2 separate regions of the Homo sapiens genome follow, and region 2 is linked to region 1. A link is an interaction called in ENCODE POLR2A ChIA-PET data of the cell type or tissue named here. Cell type or tissue: PC-9. All regions are shown on one strand.

The links. ChIA-PET counts read pairs that join two places held together with the same protein. Peaks named below come from ENCODE experiments on the same cell type or tissue, not always from the same donor. Only the 100,000 strongest peaks of a DNase experiment are listed, where the experiment ranks them.
Region 2: POLR2A ChIA-PET joins it to region 1 with 14 read pairs; 2 of 35 experiments call an interaction of 5 or more read pairs at or near these places.

What each region holds. Positions count from the first base shown.
Region 1 is chr10:93,652,713-93,660,712 of GRCh38, reverse strand. PDE6C (phosphodiesterase 6C) reads right to left here. Exons shown (of 22, transcript NM_006204.4): 16 at 4,853-4,953; 17 at 1,705-1,812; 18 at 1,546-1,609. Among named protein-coding and RNA genes, the nearest start is that of PDE6C, 44 kb to the right of the region's middle. In PC-9, no CTCF peak of the experiment used is centred here; a DNase peak (open chromatin) is centred at 7,642.
Region 2 is chr10:93,513,787-93,521,786 of GRCh38, reverse strand. It overlaps CEP55 (centrosomal protein 55), which reads right to left. Exons shown (of 9, transcript NM_018131.5): 5 at 6,232-6,382; 6 at 4,539-4,852; 7 at 2,839-2,910; 8 at 1,980-2,105. Among named protein-coding and RNA genes, the nearest start is that of CEP55, 21 kb to the right of the region's middle. In PC-9, no CTCF peak of the experiment used is centred here; a DNase peak (open chromatin) is centred at 3,056.

The sequences.
Region 1 (8,000 bases):
AGAAGAGCAGGCATGTCGAGGTGGAAGGAGAGGAAGCATTTGGTTTTGGACTTGATGGTGACGGAGTTCAGGACACCCTGCCCCCAAATATTTTAAGGTGACGGAATTTGAGGAAACTAAAGCAGCAGGAAGATCAGTCTCACCTTCCCCCGACCTTCTCCCCTGAAGTAGGTCATAAAACCAGGTAAGGATTTTCTGACCTTCCCCTGAAGCAGATCATAAGACCTTCATTCAAGAGGTGCCCTCCCTATTCCTGGAGGAAAGGAGCCAGAGACACAAAGATGCCAAGAAGAATCTGAACAAATCGGCCTTGCTAAGCTGCCTCACGATTAGATCATACCCTCTTTGTTGAATTCTATTTCTCCATGACTATCTAATTCATCCAACCTAGCATAAAACATACAAGTTTAACTGTTTCTTAGGGTCTTTGTTTCCTCACGAAGGCTCCTGTATTACATGTAAAACAAATAAACGTGTACGCTTTTCTCTTGTTAATCTGTCTTTTGTTATAGGGGCCTCAGTCATGAAGCTAGGATGGGTGAGAAATAGATATTTTTTCTCCCCTACACTGAGTTCTAATTATTCTATCTTTTTAAAAAGATACAACCCACTTTTATAGTTAAACCCATTTAATTCTGGGCTCTCTTCTGCTTAGGGGTTTCCCTAGAAATTACTGGAGGAAAAAGGAAGGTTTTTTCATCCAATTAGTAAGAAAGCAAGTGGTAGACTAGTGCCTCCCCAAGGTGGGGGAAGAACTTCAGTGGAAGGCAACCTTAGACATCATCTCACAGTCAGTGCCTTCTTATAATTCACAGCACATTGAAGAAGAGACTATAGGAGCAAAAACACCCTTGATAGAGGAAAACACTAACGATGCATCCTGATCTTGTTCTGACTTACCTCATTGATATAGTTTGGCTATGTCCCCACACAAATCTCATCTTGAATTGTAGTTCCCATAATTCCCAATTCATGGGAGTGACCCAGTGGGAGGTAATTGGATCATGGGGACAAATCTTTCCCGTGCTGTTCTAGTGATATTAAGTAAGTCTCACAAGATCTGATGGTTTTATAAAGGGGAGTTCCCCTGCACACGCTCTCTCTTGCCTGCCACCACATAAGACATCCCTTTGCTCTTCCTTCATCTTCCACCATGATTGTGAGGCCTCCCCAGCCATGTGGAACTGTGAGTTCATTAAACCTCTTTCCTTTATAAATTACCCAGTCTCGGGTATGTCTTTATTAGCAGCAGCATGAGAACAGGCTAATACACTCCTCTATTTAAAAACTCAGACATTTCTTGGATAATTTTATATAAATTATTTACAGTGTTTCAATGTTAAAGAATTCTTTCAAGAAAGAATTCTCCTTCCAAAGTTCCTTCTATTTGCTTTATTCTAGGGCCTAATCAAATTGCCTACTGTCTCACTAATATTTGTAATTTTTCAGAATTCTGAGGTTGCCTGAGATCTTTAGGTGGACATTTACATGGGACCTAGGCAGTACCTGACAGTGTGACAGAAAAGAAAACTTAACTGGACTCACCTGACTTTGCACCTCCCAGGGCTTGGTAATAGCAGACAAGTCACATGCCGTCATCATCATTGCCCTTAGGAAGAAAACAAAAAATTTTAAAATAGAAATAAGTACAAAATAAGTTATTTTTACAAAAAACAAGAGAGAAATACAATTTCAACTACCTACATGATAATCTCTTTCTTGGTTGGATCAACAGTTACATATTTGATGGCTTCTTCTTCCGTTTGCATTTGTTCACAGGCATCAACAATTTTTTGAAACATGGTCCTCTTCCTAGAAAAGATACAGCTGTGAGCAACAATTTTAGCTTATGAAAAGAGAGAAAAAATATCTTAAATACATGCTTTTCAGATTTCACGTTCCCACTTTGCATTGTGATGTCCACATAGCAAAGTCTACAGGGCCAGAAAATACGAGAGCAGAGAATGGTGGTATAACTTTGGCTCAGAAAGGGTTTAAGGCAGAAAAAGCACAAACCATACAGAGAGAGAGAGAGAGAGAGAGGGAAAAACAAAACAAAACAGGTAACTTGGAATACATTACAACGAAAAAGTTACATATAAGGCCGGGTGCAGTGGCTCACATCTATAATCCCAGCACTTTGGGAGACTAAGGTGGGAGGATTGCTTGAAGCCGGGAGTTTTAAACCAGCCTGGGCAACAAAGCAAGACCCTGTCTCTTTAAAAATGAAAGTAAATACAAAATTACATATGAGAAAAGAGACCATAACCTAAAAATAAAGGCCCCAAACTATGATAAGATATCACAACACATATAGCCAACAAAAAGTTGGAACCCAAAACACACGGATGTCCAGCTGGTCTCACTACTAATCAAGAAACTACAAATTTGAACAATAAGATATTATCTCACACTCATTATATTAGCAAAATAAAATTTCAATTTGCTGAGTTCAAGAGTACTTCAGATGTGGTATTTTTCTTTTTCTTTCTTTCTTTCTTTCTTTTCTTTTTCTTTTTCTTTTTTTTTTTTTTTTTTTTTTTGAGACAGAATCTTGCTCTACCACTCAGGCTGGAGTGAAATAGCTTGATCCTAGCTCACTGGAACCTTGAACTCCTAGGCTTAAGGGATCCTCCCACTTCAGCCTACCGAGTAGGTGGGACTACAGGCATGCTCCAGCATGCCTGGCTAATTTTTTAATTTTTTTGTAGAGACAGTCTTGCTATGTTGCCCAGGCTGGTCTCAAATTCCTGGCCTCAAGTGATCCTCCTGCCTTGGCCTCCCAAAGTGCTGAGATTACAGGCATGAGCCACCTCACTCAGCTGGAACTCTTGCACACTGTGTGTGGGAGTGCTAACTGGCACAACTTCTCAGGAGTGCAGTTTTGTAATGTAGCATGAAATTGAAGACATGCAAATCCTACAGCATTGTCACTTTTACATTTCTTAGAGAAACTCTCATATATATATACAGGGACATACAAGGTAGCATTGTAGGCAATGATGAAAAATTAGAAACAATTGAAATGTCTATGAATAGAAGACTGGGTAAATTAATTATGAATATTCAACAGTTGAATACTCTATTCAGTTAAAATGGATGCATTGGAGCTCCATTTATTATCAATGATAAATCTTTGAAACACAATGTTGCATGAATAAAGCAAGTTGCAGAAAGGTATGTACAGACAGTATGATACCACCTATGGACAATTTGAAAACACACAACAGGTTGGGCGAGGTGGCTCACGCCTCTAATCCCAGCATTTTGGGAGGCCAAGGTGGGTGGATCACGAGGTCAGGAGATAGAGAGACCATCCTGGCCAACATGGTGAAACCCCATCTCTACTAAAATACAAAAAAAAAAAAAAAAAAAAAAAAAAAATTAGCCAGGCGTGGTGACGTGTGCCTGTAGTCCTAGCTACTCTGGAGGCTGAGGCAGAAGAATCACTTGAACCCAGGAGGCAGAGATTACAGTGAGCCGAGATTGCGCCACTGCACTCCAGCCTGGTGACAGAGTGAGACTCCGTCGCAAAAAAACCAAGAAACCAAACAAAAAAAACAACACACAACAATACCATATAAAAACATGGATGGAAATTATGAATACACATCAACGTCAGACGGTGATATCTTTGTGGAAGAAGGGAAGGGATTTTTCATAGTGGAGTAGGGGTGGAATACCTCAATTGCATCACTAGTTTTTTTCTCCTTATAAAGCAAAATCTGAGGCAAATATGGCAAAATTTCGCATTTGTTAAATTTAGGCTATAGATATTTGGATATCCATTTTATTATTCTTAGTATTTGTCTTCACATTGAACTATTTAATAATTAAATATTCAGGCCCAGTGCAACGGCTCACACCTGTAATCCCAGCACTTTGGGAGGGCCAGGTGGGCAGATCAGTTGAGGTCGGGAGTTCAAGACCAGCCTGGCCAACATGGTGAAACCCATCTCTACTAAAAATATAAAAATTAGCCAGATGTGGTGGTGGGAGACTGAAGTCCCAGCTACTCAGGAGGCTGAGGCAGGAGAATCGCTTGAACCTTGGAGGCCGAGATTGCAGTGACCCGAGGTTGTGCCACTGCACTCCAGCCCAGGTGACAGAGTGAGACCTGTATAATAATACATATAATAATAATAATAAATAATAAATAAATATTTAGTGAAGGATCAGAAAGGCATAATTTGACAATGCCCAAGCCACTGAATATTTCCATCCTATAACTAGTTCATCTTGTTCTAACCCATTTTCATCAAGCAACTTTATAGTTCACTTATGAGAAAATGTGGAGATACTGGGAGTATCTGGTCTCCTTGGCAATATTACTGTTGTAAATAGGCTGGCTCTCTGTTACGTATGACTCAGTTTTGTAAGTTTGGTTAATGTGTGTCAATGCCATCAAAATTGTTCAGCTCCCAGACTTTGACAGAATTAAATTTCTGAGGCTGAAACATTAAAATGCCAGATTCTGGACCATAGAGAATTCACCTGGACAAAAAGCCACCTTGAGAGGTCTCTTGGCTTCACTCTTTTGACAAGGCACAAACTTGGCTGCACATTCTGCAATTCAAACCTGTTCGGAGAGCAACCTACTTAATATTAGGAGCTTATGTTTTTAAAATATGTTCCCAGAGGTCTAGTAAATTTACTGGCAGGCATCTGTCTTGAAGATACTCTACTTGGTAATCCAAAAGGAGAGCAAATTTTGTGTGTATGTGTGTGTGTGTGTCTGTGTGTGTGTATGTGTGTGAATAAATGCCTTTTAACATTAATGCAACAGATAATTTATGGAAGGTAAAACCACACAGAGTATAGGGCATTCCACTGTGCAGAGTTATGTACTTACTTGAAATATAAAGCCAGGTCAGTTGCTATTATTGCGACCTCGAACAAATGAATAACTGTTTCAAACTGCCGCTTATTTAGGTTCTGGAAGATGTTTAAACTCTGTAAGATGAAAATTCACAATAAAATGCTATCAATAATTTGCCTCTGAACAAATGAAACTATGCTTAACAAGAAGAAAATCTAAAAGTCTTTCAACACTTTTTTGTTTGTTTTTTTTTTGTTTTCCTTCCTTTTTTTTTTTTTTTTTTGGCTTGCTTTTAGTTTTTATCTCATGGACTAAGCAAACCCCTCTACTATACTTTAAGTAAGATAATTTAATTTAAACTATAAAAATAGATACTGTTAGCCAATATTCATGTAATCAGTGTTTAACTTTTTGGAGTAAATAAATGTTTTCTTCTAGGACCATTAAAATAAATAACAATAGATTAAAAATGTGCTTGTATTAATTGAGAAGCTTTAATAAAGAATTTCTGGGAGAAGTCCAACTGTCAGACATGTTACTTTATCTACCAGGTAATTTTAGAGTGATCATAGAAACCACTGGTCTTTCAGAAATTGCAAATTACACTCATATTCGTGTATATGTAGGAAAAAATAATGAAATCCTTCCACATTATCCTGAAAATGTTTTCATGCAATTCTATTTTACCAAGACTTAACTAGACCTTTCTTCAAAGAGTTTCTCACTACATCTCTTCACATAAGGATCAGCTTCATTTCTTAGCATTCTAGAAAATGAGAATATAGGCCGAGCATGGTGGCTCATGCTTGTAGCACTTTGGGAGGCGGAGGTGGGTAGATGGCTTGAGCTCAGGAGTTCAAGACCAGCCTGGGCAACATGGTGAGACTCCTGTCTCTACTAAAAATATGGAAATACAAAAATAGCTGGGTGTGGTGGTATGTGCCTGGGGTCCCACCTACTCAGGAGGCCAAGGTGGTAGGATTGCTTAACGCTGGGGACTGGAGGTTGCAGTGAACTGAGACTGTGCCATTGCACTCCAGCTTGGGTGACAGAGAGAGACCCTGTTTCAAAAAAAAAAAAAAAGAAAGAAAGAAAGAAAGAAAGAAAGAAAGAAAGAAAGAAAGAAAGAAAGAAAGAAAGAAAATGAGTATATAAGCTGGGGGTGGTTTCTTAAAGCCCAGTTATTCCAAATAGACCATTTTAGTCATACAGGCCAAATGACAGATAGATAGTGATTTTGCCAAATGAATTTGACAGTTACAAAATACAGAAAAACTCCACTGGAAAGAAAGAGGAGATAGTCTATCAAACTATATAAAGAGAGAAGTAGCATAATGCCAAAAACAATACTGTCCTGAACACCAAATAATAACAGTAAACACTTACTTAGTTCTTACTACCTACCAGGCTCTAAGTGCTTTGTGAATATTCTTAATCTCTTCACAACAGACCCCAGCACAGAGAGGTGAAGTAACTTGCCCGAGGTTAAACAGCTAGAATGTGGCAGAACTGGTGTCTAAGCCAGTGCAGCATGGTTCCAGAGTCTGTGCTCCTAATCTCTGCACCACACTACATTACCTCTCAAGAGGGAACCCAGGTTCATTTCCTGGCTTCCCCACTTTGGCAGTGGTATAATCCTAGAGACTTCACTTAACATCTGTATTTGTTTTCTCATATGGGCATAATAACAGCTGCCCTGCCTAACTGCCTAGCACTTAGTCTATGCTCAATTAATATCTGTGGAATGCTGAATCAAATGAAATGACAACTGTGAATGCATTTTAAAACTGTAAATCGCTGTTAAAATTTATTGTTGTATCATTATTATTATTACGTAAAGTTATGAGGCTAGCTCCTGGTAGAAATAGAATTGCAAACCTAAGACCAAATATGGCTCAGTCATTTCAGAAGATTGAAATATTAGAAAGCAATAATTGGACAAGAACTCAAGTTTTAGACACTACACTATGCCTTATATAAATCTTCCCTTAAGTCATCTTTTTATAACATTTTCTAGGACAAGAAAAGTGGTGTTTTACAAAGCATATATAAGTAATAGAAGGGAAAATTGTGATTTGTTTTGTCAACATAATGAGTTCATCATAGCAACTATAGTTAAACTTTTAAAATAGCTAGAATGAAGCAATGGGTGTTGACCAGTCTAAATTACAAAAACAAAAGAGAGATTATCTGGATCAAAATCAATGTTTTTTTTTGTTTTTGTTTTTGTTTTTGTTTTTGTTTTTTTTTGAGATGGAGTCTCACTCTGTTGCCCAGGCTGGAGTGCAGTGGCACAATCTCAGCTCACTTCAGCCTCTGCCTCCTGGGTTCAAGCGATTCTCCTGCCTCAGCCTCCCAAATAGCTGGGATTACAGGCACCCACCACCATGCCCAGCTAATTTTTGTATTTTTTAGTAGAGATGGGTTTTCACCATGTTAGCCAGGCTAGTCTCAAACTCCTGACCTCAAGGGATCCGCCCATCTCGGCCTCCCAAAGTGCTGGGATTACAGGCATGAGCCACCGTGCCTGGACCCCGAATCAATTTCTTACTTGGGACATTTCACAGAAGTCTATTGTACATATCAGTCCAGAATCTCTGAATCAAATCTGGATACAGGTTATTTTCAACCTGGTCTGGATTACCAGGGAGGGGAAAAGTAAGTGGAGTCATTTTGATCCCACTTAACCTGCCCCTGATTTTGGAACAATGGTGGCCTTCCTTTTGGACTTGGGGTGATCCAGTGGCATACTGACATCAGGGAATCACTGCCTTTATTTGTTCACTGATGAACATTGCTATGTTCCCAAAGTGATGTTTATTATGTGACTCAGATACATACTTGGCAAATTAATAATATTTGAAGCCAACCTTGATTGCTATACTAGGAAAAAAAGCAGGGGGAGGGGAGGAATGTGTGAAAATGCCTTAAACTTTTAGACAAGTTAATATTTATAGCACATTAAGTCATTTAAAGAAGCAAATCAGACTGCTGAATTCAGAGAAATAATTCCTTGGGACAGAGACTTCCTCGTCTCTACCAAGTGTCAGATTGTGCAGAGTATATAATCTACAACAAATCAAATACATCAAATTTATTATGCACCAATTGTTTTAGTGCATATTGCTTAATGTAAACCTGGACACTTGTTGCTATTTAATAGACGTGAAAGAAAACGCTA
Region 2 (8,000 bases), 140 kb after region 1:
GTGAACAGCAAATGTTGCTGCCTGATTGCTCCTCTGGAAGTTTTGTCTCAGAGGGGTACCCGGCTGTGTGAGGTGTCAGTCTGCCCCTACTGGGGGGTGCCTCCCAGTTAGGCTACACGGGGGTCAGGGACCCACTTGTAGAGGCAGTCTGTCCGTTCTCAGATCTCAAGCTGCGTGCTGGGAGAACCACTACTGTCTTCCAATCTGTCAGACAGGGACATTTAAGTCTGCAGAGGTTTCTGCTGCCTTTTGTTTGGCTATGCCCTGCCCCCAGAGTTGGAGTCTACAGAGGCAGGCAGGCCTCCTTGAGCTGCGGTGGGCTCCACCCAGTTCGAGCTTCCCGGCCGCTTTGTTTACTTACTCGAGCCTCAGCAATGGCGGGCACCCCTCCCCCAGCCTCACTGCTACCTTGCAGTTTGATCTCAGACTGCTGTGGTAGCAATGAGCAAGGCTCCGTAGGTGTAGGACCCTCCAAGCCAGGCGTGGGATATAATCTCCTGGTGTGCTGTTTGCTAAGACCGTCGGAATAGCGCAGTATTAGGGTGGGAATGACCTGATTTTCCAGGTGCCGTCAGTCACCCCTTTCCTTGGCTAGAAAAGGGAATTCCCTGACCCCTTGCGCTTCCTGGGTGAGGCGATGCCTCACCCTGCTTCGGTTCACGCTCGGTGCGCTGCATCCACTGTCTGACAGTCCCCACTGAGATGAACCCAGTACCTCAGTTGGAAATGCAGAAATCATCCGTCTTCTGTGTCGCTCACGCTGGGAGCTGTAGACTGGAGCTGTTCCTATTCAGCCATCTTGGAACCGCCCCCACAAAATTACAAATTCTTTTGCATACCCTCTGCTCCCTAAGCTTTGAATGGTCAATAACAAAAATGAATTATAAATTTTCATTTCAAATATTATAAATGGGTAAAATCAATTATATACTTAAGAACAGAGCCAAAAATATATTTTCTTTCTTTTATTCATACAGAAGTTACAAGTGATTTTTACTTTTATCATTGTTTTTTTTTCCTCCTTTGAAAACTGAGGAATCATATTTGTAACATTTCACTGTCTCCAAGTATTCTATAGTAGTAGAATAAAATTTAAAATATGTACTAGTGGGACAGACATATATTCAAATGCAGACCCCCAACAAGTTTGGTCCAAAAGCTTATTAGTAAGGTGAGAATAAGTAAGTGAAAAACCATTTCATCATAGAAACAATATTATTTAAAAGGTTCATGTTTTAAAAGATTATGTTTTCAGAGTGACTCACACAAACCTCATAATACATCTAAAAAGCATATTAACAGTAATAGTCCATTATCCCTAAAAACAGCATTTTTTTCTTTTTCTTTTTTTTTTTTTTTTGAGACAGAGTCTTGCTCTGCTGCCCAGGCTGGAGTGCAGTGGCTCAGTCTCAGCCCACTGCAACCTCTGCATCCCGGGTTCAAGTGATTCTCCTGCCTCGGCCTCCCAAGTAGCTGAGGTTACAGGCACCCGCCACCACGCCCGGCTAATTTTTTGTATTTTTAGTAGAGACAGGGTTTCACCATGTTGGTCAGGCTGGTCTCCAACTCCTGACCTCATGATCCGCCTGCCTTGGCCTCCCAAAGCGCTGGGATTAAAGGTATAAGCCATCGTGCCCAGCCTTTCTTTCTTTTTTAATAGATAAACACAATTTCAGTTCAGGATTCTGTGACTACCCTCTATTCTACCCTTTTGACCCCAGCTCAGGCACTATTTAGTGCCTCCAGCATCACAGCAGCTGGGGTAGTTGGGGGAATGTTTCCAGATGTGATCATGTCCCTCTTTCATGTCCTCTGAATTGATGCTCAAAGGGCAGTTGCTTCAAATGAGGCAGAGGCTCTACCTACTGATTTGAGATACAGCTAGCTGTGTGTTAAGCTGTATCCTCCTAAGTTCGGAACTGATTTGGTATATAAATGGAAGACGAAGACAAATTTTAGTTTAATCATTCCAGACTCACCAAGGATTCCAACTGTGTTATTTGATTTCTTGCTTTTCGGAGCTCCTTAAGAATTACATGCAATTGATGCTGCACATGTTGACGGTCGAGTTTTTCATTTTCAAAGTCTAAAGTACATGCCTGCATCTGGAAAAGGCCCAGAACAAGACCATTACAGCTGATACAGACTGTCTAGTTCTCTTGACTGGATGCTCACATTTTTTTATTAGCACATGAAGAAAATATTTATTGTACCATCGTAGCAAGAATTCACCTAAGCACCATGAAATGTTAATAAACGAGGCAGCTTATGGCTGAGGATTTGGTTTATCCAAGGAGCAAAGCCAACGCTGAGGTATAGGTGAATGAAGAGCAGCTTAAGAAGTTGTTGATTAGAATTACTCCTCCCTATCCACCTTTTTTAAGGGGGAAGAAGGAGAAGGGAAAGAGATAGCTATTCCCTGGTTTGGAATATACTAAAAATCTCTGCTTTACACCATTTATAATACATTCTGAGACTAAATGGTGTCTCTCCAAGTTCTGCTTGAAGTTATAAGGTAGCCCTACTTAGGAGACATTGTTAGGCTAGGAGCTACAGCCACTGGGGAAGAGCAAAATTTGCCAAGGCCAACATCTACCTGTCAAGAAAACTGCCATCACACCTCAAGAATCTGTTTAGCCTAAGGTCAGCAACAGGAATAAGTGGCTAGCAGAGTCTCTTGAAATATCTTTTTTATTGAAGAAGAAAGACTTTTATTGAAGTCTTTTAAAGACACTTTTCACAACTTTCAAACAGTTCTCCATAGAACAGCATAAACATGAGGAAAAACTGCATTTTCTAACAGGCAGAATTGAATTTAGAAGCAACCCGAATGAGTACCTGTTGTTCCAACAGAGCTACCCTTGTTTGTTCTTCTTGCTGCTTTAGCAGAGATGTGTAAAGAAACTGGACCTGTAGGACATAAAGAGAACCAATGCTGTCACATCCAACCTTTTCCGGCTTGACCTGGGATGCACGGAAAGCTCACATCACAAGTCTCACATCTCTAACCAGGACAACACCTGCTAGTCAGGGGTGAATCATTCCAGCTGGCCATCTGATGGCTATCTATGCCAGCAGCTAAGCAGTATACCACCGCCCTTGCCGAGAGTTCCCTGAGGCACACAGACTGAATGCTGATAAACAGCACTGAACTCTGCAGCAGCCATGCCCCCTTTCCTGGAGGTTCTGACACTTCTGAGTAGGATAACATGGGTGGCAGTGCTGGGCCCTTAGCCAGAGCTGAAGCAAAATTTAATCAGCAGACTTAATCTCTCCCTAGTATCACTGCTCATACCTGTAGACAGAAGAAGTGTGAGTGGTAAAGACTAAGATGGCAGGCTGGACACAGTGGCTTGCACCTGTAATCCCAGCACTTTGGGAGGCCAAGGCAGGTGGATCACATGAGGTCAGGAGTTTGAGACCAGCCTGGCCAACATGGTGAAACCCCATCTCTACTAAAAATATAAAAATTGGCCAGCCGTGGTGGTGGGCACCTGTAATCCCAGCTACTCAGGAGGCTGAGGCACAAGAATCACTTGAAGACAGGAGGTGGAGGTTACAGTGAGCTGAGATTACGCCATTGCATTCCAGCCTGGGCGACAGAGCAAGACCCTGTCTCAGAAAAAAAAAAAGAAAAAAAAGACTAAGATGGCAAATGTTATAGATGGACTTGTTACTGTCCCATCACCAGCACCCTCAACTTTTGTAGGACTGTTAAAAATTATTATTAAAATAGTAGCAATAACTAGCATTTACCTCGCTTAGTTTACAAAGCACTTTTACCTTCTCTCAACTGACGCTCACCAAAGCCCTATATGGCAAGCAGAGGTTATTATTAATTTGACAAGGGAATAACCAGTGAGTAGTCAGAGAAGTTAGGTGATTTGCCTAAGGCCATATATCCTGGACTAGAGACTAGGCATGGATTCCAAATAATGTTCCTTCCATGATGCCAGGCTGCAAAGCAAAATCTAAATTAAAGAGTTCCATCAAAGTACTGTTCAATTCCAATAATCCTAACGTAGTAACTCCAACATTATTATGATACCATAGCATAAGGCTATGAGCATAACAAGAACATGGAAGATGCCATGTGAATTCACTTGAGCACATATCATCACCATTAAGATGCCAGTCTAGGAATCAGCCTCGATTCCTCTCATTACTTCACTTCTTCTTTTGGCTTCTCACATATACTGACCTCCTCCTCACTCAGAGCCTTTGTGTGTACAATTTCCTCCATTGAGAGGAAAAGTCACCCACCTCACTGGGTCCTCCTCATCATCAGGTCTTTGTCCAAATGCCATCTCCTCAGAGAGGCCTCCACTGGTCCCCAATTTCCCTTTGTCATGTCACCCTGTTGCATTTTCTTTAGTTTCCTTATTTATTGTTTATGGTCTGTTTCTGTTCTGGAATATAACTCCCATGAGGGGCAGGAATTTGTTTTGTCCCTAGCCAGTTCTCTAGTGGTCAAATAGTCCCTGACACTTAGAAAGTGTTCGGTGAACACTCTGAATTATGGATCTGGTTAAGTTTACCTGAGATAAGAGCTCTTCGGATCTCTTCTTCTCTTCTTCAAGTTTTCCCCTAGCAATATCATTCTCTTCCCTGAGTTTTTGTATCTTCTCTGTTTTATGCCTATCATCTTCCAGATGTTGCACATCTGCCCTTCTTTGTGAATACAACAGCTGATTTAAATTGTGAACTTCTTTTTGGGTTTCTTCATATTTTCTTCGAAATTCACTCAGTTCAAAACTCAGCTGAGTTATGGTTTGTCGTTCAACCTCAAGATCTTTTTTTGCACTTGCCAAGAGATCGTTGTAACATTTCTGCTTCTCTTCTTGAAGATAACCTATGACAAACAACATTACGGCACAACTCACTTTATAAAATAAATAATATTCCTGAAAAGAGAAACATCAAACATCTAAATGAATCACACTATTTCCTTAGTTTACAACATGAAAAGTCAAGAGATAGGGACTATGGTTGATATTTGATGAAATAAAAAACAAGTTCAGGTATACTATTTGAAGTTATAAAACTCACAAATAGAAGAACTAAAAACAGTAACATCTATTCTGTTGGGAGGGAAAGTCTCAAGAAGTTCAATCAACAAATAGGAACACAAGCTCATTATTTATATGTGGAGATAACTATCAAAATTAAAAATAGAAATATTAAGAGCAGTTGCCTGATGGGAGGAAGAAACGGGGATTGGGATGGGAAAGACAGGGCAAGGTCCTTCTTAACTATTACATTATTCTAACAAGTGCTTATATTGCTTTGATAAAACAGACACACAGAGAAAGAGAGAGAGAGAGAGAGAGAACTGTATTACCAAAGAAAAGAAATTAGACTTAGCCCATAACTAAAATCCTGCTTTTACATAAGCACATATTTTATAGAAGCAACTTAGTGCCATTAGGGCTGACAGCTTTGAAGTGCCTCCAGAGACATTTATAGTTTCTTTTTAGCATTAGCTTTGTTTTAAGTATTCAAATATGATTCTCCAATCTTATGAGTCTTGTTCCCCTTTCTTTAGACTTCTCTATAAAATTCAAGGCTTTGGTCCCCTCCAAACTGTCAGTCTTTTAAGGAGAGCATTGCATGGAGTTTCTCATTTTTCTTTTCTTAGCTTGTCATCTAGAATTGCTAAACCTATTTCTTCATCTGTAAAATGAGAATACTGACCTTTCCTGCCCCGCCTCTTAGGGTTGCTCTAAAACTCCACTAAGATCTATGTAAGGGAAACTGCAAAGTGCTTGGCAAAAAGACAGCATCGTGAATGAGAAATTTCATCTCAATTCTATACCTGAAGTTCAAATGATTTAAGGATCATCTAAAAAAGGCATTCTTTCTCCTGGGGTTGATATGAATAAGTGCTGAAGGGAAGCAAAGTGAAAAGAGAATTGTGACAAGGCCAACTCTGGGGGAAGTAAAAGCTGGAGAAGGACTTTGAAAAAGGGGAAGGACATTCATGGGTAGAGAGAACTGAATGTGATTTCAGAACTGCCAAAGATCACCCATTAGCCTGTGTTGGTACTTTCTTTTGATCTGAAAACGTTAGGAAATAAAACTTGCAAAAATGGTATTTCTTACTTCAGGGCTATAAGACTTGCTCTTATTTTACTTTCTAACACATATCTATAAAAATCTAAATTTGATGAATCATTCCTTTTGGAAAATGTCAGGCCTATCCCTAGAGAACATTTTTATACCAGTCAGTACCTTCTGATTCAGGCTTTTTTGTCTGCTGTGGGAGTGAATGAGCAGCTGTTTCCGTTTTCTTTTCCAACTCAAAGATCTTTGCTAAAAGTCCTTTTACATAGACTTCCCGCTGCTGATCATACACGAGCCACTGCTGATTTTTCTCCAGAGCCTTAATGGGAAGATGAAAGAAAATCAACAGTAAAATAAAAAAACAAAATCTTAAAATGGGCAAGAGAGTCCAAGTGATGTAGTCTTTTCCAACAAAAACTCTATGGCTCATAGACTAATTCTGGGCAACCATTCTATGTTACATGCCTTCAGAATACATAACAACATGACACCATCGTAGTTTATGTGGGATTAAGTTCATTTGTTTGCTTTTTTCAGTACACAACTTGCTTTGTGTGTGCGTATATGTCATTCTCTGTAAACTAAAACACGTTTTATGACAGACATGGAGATGAACTGCTCAGAATCCCCCTTCAAGAGCCCTGCCCAGCTGGCTGGGTGCGGTGGCTCTCGCCTGTAATCCCAGCACTTTGAGAGGCCGAGGGTGGTGGATCACCTGAGGTCAGGAGTTCAAGACCAGCCTGGCCAACATGGTGAAACCCTGTCTCTAATAAAAATACAAAAATTAGCCAGGCATGGTGGCGCGTGCCTGTAATCCTAACTACTCAGGAGGCTGAGGCAGGAGAATCACTTGAACCCGGGAGGTGGAGGTGGCAGTGAGCTGAGATCATGCCCCTGCACTCCAGCCTGGAAACTCCAGTGAAACTGCGTCTCTCAAAAAAACAAACAAAAAAAAGAGGATCTCTGCCCAGCTGCATGGTGAGTGATTAGCTGATTAGCTGACAGCCTCCATCTGTTAATTCCTTCAAGTCCCTGTCAGCTTTTGAGCTGAGCTGGATTGGCCCCAGCCAACAACTGAACAAGTGCCTAACTATTGCTGCCCAACGAGGACTCTGCTTTTCAGCACTCTCTGCTCTGGAGCCCCCCATGGGGTGACAGAGACCTTGTTAGGTTTTCATCATGGTCTGATGGTCTCCCTGGCATAACTACTTCCTTTTTCCTTGCACAGATCTTGCTCCCCAATAAACCGTCTGCACTCCTAACATCATCTCAGTGTCTTCTTTAGAGGATCAAACTTAACAGCTACCTTCTCTCTTTACTACCAACTTTCATCCTTTATATGATCTTTTATAACCCAATTAAAAACTCCAAGCTGCCGTCACTCACCTGTTTGTATAGGGGTTTCATACTTACAGTGAGTTGAATAATGTCCCCCAAAATTCATGTCCACTTGAAACCTCAGAATATGACCTTATTCAGAAATGGGGTCTGTGGGCTGGGCAGTGGCTCACACCTGTAATCCCAGCACTTTGGGAGGCCGAGGCGGGCGGATTACTTGAGGCCAGGAGTTCAAGACCAGCCTGGCCAACATGGCAAAACCCTGTCTCTATTTTTTAGCCGGGCATGGTGGCACGTACCTGCAGTCCCAGCTACTTGGGAGGCTGAGGTAGCAGATCACTTGAATGCGGGAGGCGGAGGTTGCAGTGAGCCAAGATTGCGCCACTGCACTCCAACCTAGACAATAGAGTGAGACCCCGTCTCAAAAAAAAAAAAGGGGAGGGGGAGGCTTTGCAGATGCAATTAGTTAAAATGAGGCCATACTGGAGTAGGGTGAGCCCTAAATCCAATGACTAGTATCCTTATAAAAAGGAGCAGACACACAGATATACATAGAGAATGAGGCCATGTGAAGACAGAAGCTTTGTATGGCAGGGATT